Regions from separate parts of the Homo sapiens genome. Here region 1 is linked to region 2. The links are chromatin loops, found by intact Hi-C in ENCODE. Cell type or tissue: PC-9. All regions are shown on one strand. Each heading gives the region's core, and the rest is flanking DNA. Links, peaks and the distances in the headings are about the cores only.

Evidence for each region. Hi-C counts contacts between places; a loop is a spot of excess contacts. Peaks named below come from ENCODE experiments on the same cell type or tissue, not always from the same donor. Only the 100,000 strongest peaks of a DNase experiment are listed, where the experiment ranks them.
Region 1: a loop joins it to region 2, with 16 times the contacts of the local background. A loop is called at or near these places in 10 of 110 quality-filtered maps.

What each region holds. Positions count from the first base shown.
Region 1 is chr3:108,404,725-108,409,553 of GRCh38, reverse strand. It overlaps MYH15 (myosin heavy chain 15), which reads left to right. Exons shown (of 41, transcript NM_014981.3): 32 at 1,150-1,274; 33 at 4,101-4,216. Among named protein-coding and RNA genes, the nearest start is that of MYH15, 100 kb to the left of the region's middle. RefSeq lists enhancers at 2,508-2,567, 2,628-2,727. In PC-9, for the core only: CTCF peaks have their summits at 2,623 and 2,823 (motif pointing right); a DNase peak (open chromatin) is centred at 2,783.
Region 2 is chr3:107,233,871-107,238,772 of GRCh38, reverse strand. All of the region lies in intron 1 of LINC00882 (long intergenic non-protein coding RNA 882), which reads left to right. Among named protein-coding and RNA genes, the nearest start is that of LINC00882, 4.3 kb to the left of the region's middle. RefSeq lists a silencer at 2,790-2,839. In PC-9, for the core only: CTCF peaks have their summits at 2,547 and 2,747 (motif pointing left); DNase peaks (open chromatin) are centred at 1,962 and 2,672; H3K4me3 peaks cover 820 bases; H3K27ac peaks cover 1,055 bases.

The DNA of each region.
Region 1 (4,829 bases), core at 1,270-3,769, 1.2 Mb before region 2:
GTGACGGGTGCTAAAACAGTGGTTAGAAAACTTTAGCTACGTCCAAACCAGCTGGAGGGCTTGTTAAAGCACAGATGGCTGGGGCCCACCCCCAGAGTTTCTGACTCAGTAGGTCTGAAGGATTTGTATTTCTGACAGTTTTCCAGGTGAGGCCGGTGCTGCTGATCTGGGCACCACCTTTGGACTGGGGCGGGGTTTGAATATTGAGTGAGCTTTTTCCAAAGCTCTCCAGGTGATTCTAAGGTGCGGTCAGAGTTGAGAACCTCTTCCCTGATTTTCTTCTTGATAACCCATCTTTAGGAGAGCACTTCTCAGAGAAGAATTTATTATGCAATGAAAATTTCCATCTAACATATTTGTCTTTGTAACTTCTAAAAATTCTCATCATATCACATCACAGCCCAGGATCTCAGAACCAGAGGAGCAGGTGACCTATTGAGCTCCTTCCACCACCTCTGAACTGGGTAATTCTCTGAGCTACTTGGCCCTATACCACACCTCTTAGGTACTAAAGGCAGAACTGACCATAACAATATCAGGTGGAAGAGGTTTTGTGACTTCTGGATGCCCTATTCTGTTTGTCAAAGGCTTATGTTCATGAGAGGCTAGGAAAAAACACTCAAGTGCTTGAGCTAAAGCCACTGTCTTCCTTGGGCCCCTTCTGATTCTCTGGCCTATCTGGGGCCATGCCTTGAATGCTGGCAGATATTGATCCAGCTTTTACTTTAAGTTCCTGTCGCAGTGTTGAGTGGTGGCTGAAACAATGGCAGCCACTAATGTTGATAGCTAAGCACTTACACTGGAAGGGTAGGGACTCCAGGTCTGTGTTCCTCCAGGTGGAACCTGGAATGGCTCTAATGAGCAGGACTGTCATGTAAAAGTTGCAAAAGTTGTCCAGTGTACAATACTCTGAAGCACCACCCTCACCATTTGTTGTAGACAATTTTCAATTTTCAGATGGCAAAAGACTATATGAAAAAATGAATACCCTTTTAAAATTTCTCGGTCCCATATAGGATAGGTCATCAAGTTACCAAGGGTGGCATGAGGTCACTGTTCCAGTGGGCTGGAAGAATCTGTTGTGCCTGGTATCATTGGTTTGAGACTGAGCCCATTCACTAACTTTGTTTTTCTTACCTCTGTCTCCAGAAGAGATTTCTAATCTGACAAACCAGGTTAGAGAAGGGACCAAGAACTTAACTGAAATGGAAAAGGTCAAGAAACTAATTGAAGAAGAGAAGACAGAAGTCCAGGTGACACTGGAAGAAACAGAGGTATTATCACCAGGGAGAAAAGAAAGTTTTCACTGTGACAAGGCAGAAGATCTGCATTCAGCAATAACAGCAGCACCAACAAAAGGACACGTATTCAAATGTTTATTTACTATATGCTAGGCACTCTGCCAAATGCATAATTTTAATATAATCACCGTAGGAAACTACTGTCCCCATTTTATAAAAGAGGAAATTGAGACTCAGAGAGCAGGATACACAACAGTGAATGCAAATCTCCTGATTGTAGTAAAAACAGGAACTATCTATCTTGTTCACCAGTTTATCCCCAGTGCCCAGACCCTCACTACTCAACATGTGGCCCATGGACATCGCTTGGGAGGCTGTTAGAAATTCAGAATCTCAGCCCTCTGCCCATCTCTGTTGAATCAGGATCTGCATTTTAACAAGATCCCTTGGTGGTTCATATGCACATTAATATTTGAGAAGCACTGGCCTAGAACATTGCCTGGCATGTAGTAGAGGCTCAGTAAATATTTGTCAAATGTTGAATGAATAAATATTCTCATAGCTGCCCCCTCTTTAAAGAGTCAGTCACAAAAGCTTTTCAATTTTTTTTCCCCAAAAACTTTCGGTAGTTTCAGAAATAAGATTCAAAGTGATGTTGTCAAACATTTGTTTCTGAAAGCTCATCTTTGTGCAGATTGACAGGAGGGTTTTCAGTGTTATGGATTCACAGTTCAGGAAAAGTCTCTGGCTGTATCTCTGGGTGTGCATTAGCAATTGAAAGGACCTCTAAGAAGACATTTCGCCAAAGAAGGTAAACTAACAAGGAAGTCATCTTATCATGATTCTTAGGTGGTTAAGAAGCCCTGTGCAGCCTCTTCTCAGAGCTGAACTTCATCTTCCTGACTCAGCCTTTGAACAAGTATTCAGACACATTAAAATACAGCCCTGATCCTCCCACCAGTAGAAAAAGAAAAAAGATTTTTGAAAGGTGTGGCAGTCAGTGTTAGGCAGGGGTCTCTTGGAAGGTATGGCGATGGAAAACAAGACCCCAAAGGACCACTCTGTGCCAAGCATTGTCTGTTAAATTTACCTCACCGTTGTGATTCCAGAAGAAACTTCCAAGCAAATGTGTCCATATTACCCTCTGTATAGAGTTGTCAGGCAGCAGCTCTCACCCTGTTATACATAAATGTTTCCTGAGGCTATCTAACTTTATACAGACTCCTTTTCGTTGGCAGTGTGGTGCCCTGTAGCACAGCTGGTCCTTACACAGTTGGTGAACTTTGTTTTGTTTACTCGTTCCCTTTGGTTCTCTGGCTATCCTGGCAAGGGACTTTTTGAAGCCACCACCTTAACTGAAAGAAGTAAATTTTATGATAGAAATTTCAAGTACTATGACAAGCCAATGAAAAATACAACTGGCACGGGCCATTTATGTCCTGTATAACACAGAGGCATCTTTGTGTATTCAGTCGATCATCACGTGGGTCAAGGGTGAGAATGACAGGAAGGCCATAATGCTCAAACCACTTAGTACCACTAGATGGCAACACATTCTATTCGCATTTTCTCCACTTCTGTCCTCAGCCACATCCATAAATACTTCATCAACTTGGACATGTATTTGTAACATTGCGTTATTTATTTTCCTGGGTGAGCCTTTATGAGAAACTTTATCAGATTTTTTTAAAGCCATAAAACTCACATTATCCCAGGTCATGTTCCCTAAAGATTCACTTTCTCAGTGCATTTTAGAGGGTTAGAGGTGACAGTTTCCTCTTGAAGGAACTACTACACTATTCCCTCTGAGGAAATTGTTATCCAAGCATTTGTTTTTGAGTGTGCGTTAGCAATTTTATTTTCTTTTATATTGAAGGTAGTATCAAGATAACATCAAGGGAGGTCTTATTAAAATTCCCATCATCTTTTTATTTTTATTTTAAAATTGCAACTCAGTTTTACTTTTTTACATTTTGTCATATCTGCTAAGCACGCCTCAAAAGAGGCTATGAAAAAATTACTTCTGCCCTTAGGACTGCCTGTAGCTAACTGACCACAAAATTGCATCACCCCTTATGCCCTTATATCCTTGGTATTCTGTAAGTGTTTTTTGGATTTCTTCTTTTATATACATTTTTAGCTTCAGGACGGGTTTTAAAGATTTAGCCAAACCTATGCTTTTAGAATTGAATTGCCTTTATAACATCCCTGCAAATAATTGCCTTAACTATATTTGAATACACAAAGGGGCAAGGAATCTTCTGCCTGTCAAAGAAATTCATTTGCAGTAGTGGTACCAATTATGGTGTTAATGGCTCACACTGAGTGTTACATGTCAGGTACATTGTAAATTCCTTTATTTGTTCTTCATATGACAATATTTGGACACTACCCTGTTGTTTGTTCTCTGAATACATCCAACTTTTCCTCTATCCCCTCGTGATGTCCAGAATTTAATAGAAGATTCCAGGTAGGAGTTATCACCTTCCTTGTTCTAGCTCTGATACTTTTTAAAATTTATCCCAAAGTTGGAATATGTTAGAAAAAGTCAAGGGTAATACATTAAAAAGTTTAAATATAGTCACAGACAAGAGTGAAATTTTCTATTTTAAAATAGGCTTTAAAATTCTAGTTCTGGAGCTACAGCTGAAAGACCTAAGAATGTCAAATCTATAAGTGAAATGACAAATGAAAGCAGTTGCTTGTCTCACTGTGTTGCAATCTCTAGGGACCTGGCTTGAACCTATATCTCTCCCAGTAACTCTAAGAGAGCTACATTAGCGACATATGTTTTGGGTAAAAAATACAATTTTGTCTAAAAGTGGACTTCATTTAATGCTTTTTATTTATGTATTCCAGGGAGCCCTGGAACGTAATGAAAGCAAGATTCTTCATTTCCAGCTTGAACTCTTGGAAGCTAAAGCAGAACTTGAAAGAAAGCTTTCAGAGAAAGATGAAGAAATAGAAAATTTTAGGTATTTAAGATGATTTTGATGTGTAACAATTATGTATTTCTGAATCCTTGACTAAACAGAGCTCATTATGTCTGGCTGCTTTTATGGCCCCTGTTGGAGCATTACCAAAGAAACTTAGTGTAACTCTATATTATTTTCTTTTATATACAATATCTATAATCGTGTATAGATATTCCTTTATACACAATTAGATATCCTTTTATACACAATTGTGTATAGATATTCCTTTATACACAATTAGATATCCCTTTATACACAATTGTGTACAGATATTCCTTTATATCAATAGTGGTGAGCTTACTAGCTATCTATATACGATTATTGCCAGATTTTATAATTTTCTTATATTTGAGGAGCTTCTACTGTCATGTGAGACTCAAGACAACACCAAATAAATGATTATATGTATAAGGACTGTGCATACTGTCTGCGTGTCCCTATAATGCCACGTTCTTGGGCATTAAGAAATTGACTGAAAATGCTGAGCCATGGAGAAAAAAATTAAAAAATTAAAAAATTCAGTGCTGTACTTTCAGACCAGAGTGAAGTTTTCACATACCCCCTGCCTGTACCTGTAGCCATTTGTTTGAAGAGGAGCAGAAGCCAAGAGCTA
Region 2 (4,902 bases), core at 1,595-4,094:
CCAGACTTTTCAACACAAGATCTAGGAGAGATGTAGTTTTTCAAAGAAAGATGAAAATAAATAATAAATTTGTGTTGATATTCCAATTCTAATAGAAGGTTATAGAGTTTTTACTTATTTGATTTTATATTGCATCTTTTTTCCCCTATGCTGAAAATCATGGCTCCTAAATGATATTAACAGAATTATTTACTTTTCTGCATAATATATATAATAGTTTCCAAAATCTACCAGTATTACAACTATTAGTAAAAATGTTAGATGTAGTTAAATACAATTAGGCTTATTTATCTCATGTTGTTTTAAAATCTAGGTTGCTTGCTGGGTGCAGTGGCTCATGCCTGTAATCCCAGCACTTTGGGAGGCTGAGGCAGGTGGATCACTCAAGGTCAGGAGTTCAAGAGCAGACTGGCCAATTGCGCCACTGCACTGCAGCCTGGGTGACAGAGGGAGACTCCTTCAAAAAAAAAAAGAAAAATCTAGGTTGCTCAATTAAAAAGAAAATTAAATCCAAAATCCAAAATGGAAAAGAACCTTAAATATATCTAACGTTTTCTTTTTGAGTGGAATATCTAATTCATAATTTCATTATTTATTTAAATTATCAGTTTTGTTCTGAACACTCTTTAGCTGCATCTTGTCAACTCTAATGTCATGTTTTCATTTTTTTCTAGAAATTCTCATTAGCAATTGATATTTCCCTTTGAGACAAGCTATGTTTAATAGGAAAATTTTAAATTTCAAAATGGGGCTTTCTTATGTTTTGATTATAAATTTCTGGTTTTATCATATTATGGTGAATATTTAGATCATTTTTATGTGATTTACTGGGGCATACATGTCTGTATTGTAAATTAGAGTCAATTTTCTAAGTGTTTTTGTATTTTTTTGTCTAATTAAGAGAAATGTACTATAGTCTGCTATTATTAGTGTATTTCAATTTCTCTTTGAATCTCTTATAATTCCTACTGTATGAAAGTAGCTGCTGTGTTATTCACTGCATACCTTTTCATAAATCTTTTATTTTCACTGGGAATTGTAGCCTTTAGGATTATAAGATGTTCTTTGTCTCAATAATGGTTTTTGGTCTGAATTTTATTTTATTGAATTGCAAAATCTCAATTCTTTCTTTTTTTAATTTGCATTTTCTCAGTAGAACTTTACCCATCCTTCCTTTCATTGTTAGCATTTCTGAATTGTTTTGTTTTAGGTGGGTCTTTGTCTTTTATATACAGCATAGAGTTGGATTTTCCTTTGAAATCAACCTGTTTTTCTTTTTGTTTTAACACTGAGGTTGAGCCCTCTGTTGGCTGATATGTTTGGTCTCAGTTATCTCCTGTATTATATTTACCTGTGTAATATGTAGCATATTTGATGGTGATACGTGCTATTGAGGAAAATAAAGGAGAAAGGGTGCATAAAAAATGCTGGGGAGAATATTCTATTTTAAATAGTGATCAGGGAAGGCCTCACGGAGGAAGTGATTTTTGCACAAACACTTGAAATAGGCAAAAGAATGAATCATTTGGATAAATGAGGTAAGATTGTTCCTGACAGAGGACAGCTAGGGCCAAGGCCCTGAGGCATAGAGTAGCTAGTGTGCTCTAAGGAACAGCAAGGGAGCTGGTGTGATCAAAGTTGGTAAGCAGGAGAACAGTAGGAGATAAGACCAGAGGATCAGATAGGGCCCTGTCAGTAGGGAGCAGAGAGTCCCTCCTTCAAGAGAAATTTTGGTACCAGATGTTGAAATAATACATCTGCCATACCACAGTAATAAATTAATAACTCTATGAGAACACATAAATAACCCTGGGAATTCCAGCCTAGGTAGGAGAGGAAACTAGGCTTGCGGGTATGATATTTTGGGTACAACTCAAATTATGCATGAAAGTAGCTTCGTATTTGCTAACTTTGGGGGTTGGATTACTAAAGCACCTTTCCCAACCCATACGATTGCAGGAATCCTTGACTGTTCTTCAAGTCTCTCATATTTCAGTTTGTAGTTCATATCCTACCTCCAAACATATCAGATATAGATAACAACTATAGCTTTTGGCTATTTATCTGAAGCTGTACATTTACAGAGGAAGAATTTTATTGCAACATTCATATTAATGAAAGGTATTTTGACTAATACATGTTCAAAAAGCATGAAAACACTAAAATTCTATACTCAGAAGCTTGATTAAAGGACAGAAAATGAGAGATTTTTTTGAATTTTTTAAAAAAGTCAAGTATTAGTTTTTAAAGAGTTTTTTGTATTTTTTGTTTTTCTTTTTATAGGAAATCTGTTTTGACAGAAAACTATATGGCAAATGTGTGCGTGTGTGTGTGTGTGTTGGGGAGGACTAGGGATGAATTCAGTCTGTAATCTAGAAAAACTGTGTCCAGGATAGGAACAGAGAAGGGACAAACTTTATATGTATACACAGGATTACTTTTTCCTTTTCATGATGTGTTTTATTTGGAAGCATTTACATGTTCTCTTTCTCTTTTCCTCCTTTTTTTTTTCTCCTGCACCTTTCTTTTTCTTAAGCTAAGCTGTCACAGTGAAATACTGTGACTAAGCCACAACTCATATAGAAAACTGAACGGTGCATTGTAAAATAGGACACAAAACAAAAGACTTCATCCGAGAGCTGAGATCATCACGAGTACACAGACCCACTGCAGTAATTCAACAGTGTTTCTCAGAGCCCAGGACAATTTTTTCAATTCGTGATATCCTACTGCCCCCTGCTGTTCATGTGGAAGCACTGACTACAGAAATTAAAGTTTTCATAACATTGCACAGGTTTTAGTGCAATGTTAGCGTGCTATCAAAGAAAGTTAAGTAGTTCAAAGATTTAAACAGAGTAATTTAAGGAATTGCTTTCTAAAAGGCTGAATATCAAAGAAATTACAAAGCAACTTTCTCTACTGCCTGATATGTTGAAGAGAACTCTAATCCAGTTATTTGGCTAATGAATCCGGTTTCGTTTTTAAGTTTCTGAGGGGAGCAGAGCAGAAGGCAATTGAGGTAGCTTAGAGATAAATTAGTAAAGATAGAGCAGGGAGTAGATGGAGCAAATGAAAGGCAAAATGTGCAAGAAGGAGGGGGTAATGAATAATTTACATCCTCGAGGGTAAAGCAGTTCAGTCCTGAACAGATCGTTTACATTCCTCAGGGGGGTCGGGCAGAAACGGGCTCCACGGAAAAGCCCGGATGGGCCATTTGTGAGCCTCAGCTCTTCTGCCTCCTGCTCCTGGATTTGATCATGGAAACCTCTCAGGGCAGTTAGGATGAGTTGGAGCCTCTGAAGCAGAGCAGAGGCACATCATCTTTAGAGCTGATTTCCTGGGCTTCTCTGCAATTTGTAAAGAGCTCAGGGGCTGTCTCCTGGATGTAAGTCAGCCCATGTGCAAATGCGTATGTGTGAGCATGCGAGTAGGATGTTATATGTTCCACGTTTTAGACTCTGAGGGCTGCTAGTTCCTGCATGGCAGACCTTCCCCTTGGGATTAACTAATAAGGTGCTAGCGTTCCCCGTCACTCAGCAAAAGTAGTTAGAAGCTTGGGGCCTTGCTTCAGCATTTGTTTTTTTGCTGGGACTCTTTCTCCATGAGGAACACGACTGGAGAAGAAACGTTCGATATTTAGAAAATTAAATGTATCCATGTTATGATAGATGTAGAAATCCAGTCCAAACTGCTCGTGAAAGATGTAGTTTTTGCTATAAGTACTATAGGAGTGTCACTTCTAAAACTTCCAAAGTTCCTACTTCAAAGGCACAATGATGGATTTTAAAAAATAAAACTTTGAGAAAACATTTACATGGTTTATTTCAGGTAACAATTAATAACCTGATTCCTTAATGCTTGGGGCTGTTACGTTCATAGCATTGCTTTTAGTGCTATCATTTCCTATTTCTCTTGTATGACATATTGTATTAGTCTGTTTTCATGCTAGTAATAAAGACATACCTGAGACTGGGCAATTTACAAAAGAAAGAGGTTTAATTGGACTTAAACTTCCACGTGGCAGGGGAAGCTTTACAATCATGACAGAAGGCAAGGAAGAGCAAGTCATGTCTTACGTGGATGGCAGCAAGCAAAGAGAGAGAGCTTGTGCACGGGAATTCCTCTTTTTAAAACCATTAGATCTCATGAAACTTTTTCATATCATGAGAACAGCATGGGAAAGACTTGCCCGCGTGATTCAATTACCTCCCACCAGGTCCCTCCCACAACACGTGAGAATTAAAGATGCGATTTGGGTGGGGACACAGCCAAACCATATCATTCCTCCCCTGGCTCCTCCCAAATCTCATGTCCTCACATTTCAAAATCAATCATGCCTTTTCAACAGTCCCCCAAAGTCTTAACTCATTTCAGCATTCACTCAAAAGTCCACATCTGATACAAGGCAAGTCCCTTCTGCCTATGAGCCTGTAAAATCAAAAGCAAGTTAGTTACTTCCTGGATACAATGTGGGTACAGGCATTGGGTAGCCATTCCAAATGGGAGACATTGGCCAAAAGAAAGTTGCTACAGGCCCCATGCAAGTCCGAAATCCAGCGGGGCAGTCAAATCTTAAAGCTCCAAAATGATCTTTTTTCACTCCATGTCTCACATCCAGGTCATGCTCACACAAGAGGTAGGTTCCCATGGTCTTGGGCAGCTCCGCCCCTGTGGCTTTGCAGGGTACAGCACTCCTCCTGGCTGTTTTCAGGGACTGGCCTTGAGTGTCTATGGTTTTTCCAGGCACACGGCACAAGCTGTTGGTGGATCCACCATTCTGGGGTCTGGAGGATGATGGTCCTCTTCTCACAGCTCCACTAGGCTGTGCCTCAGTAGGGACTCTGTATGGGGGCTCTGACCCCACATTTCCCTTCCACACTGCCCTAGCAGAGGTTCTCCATG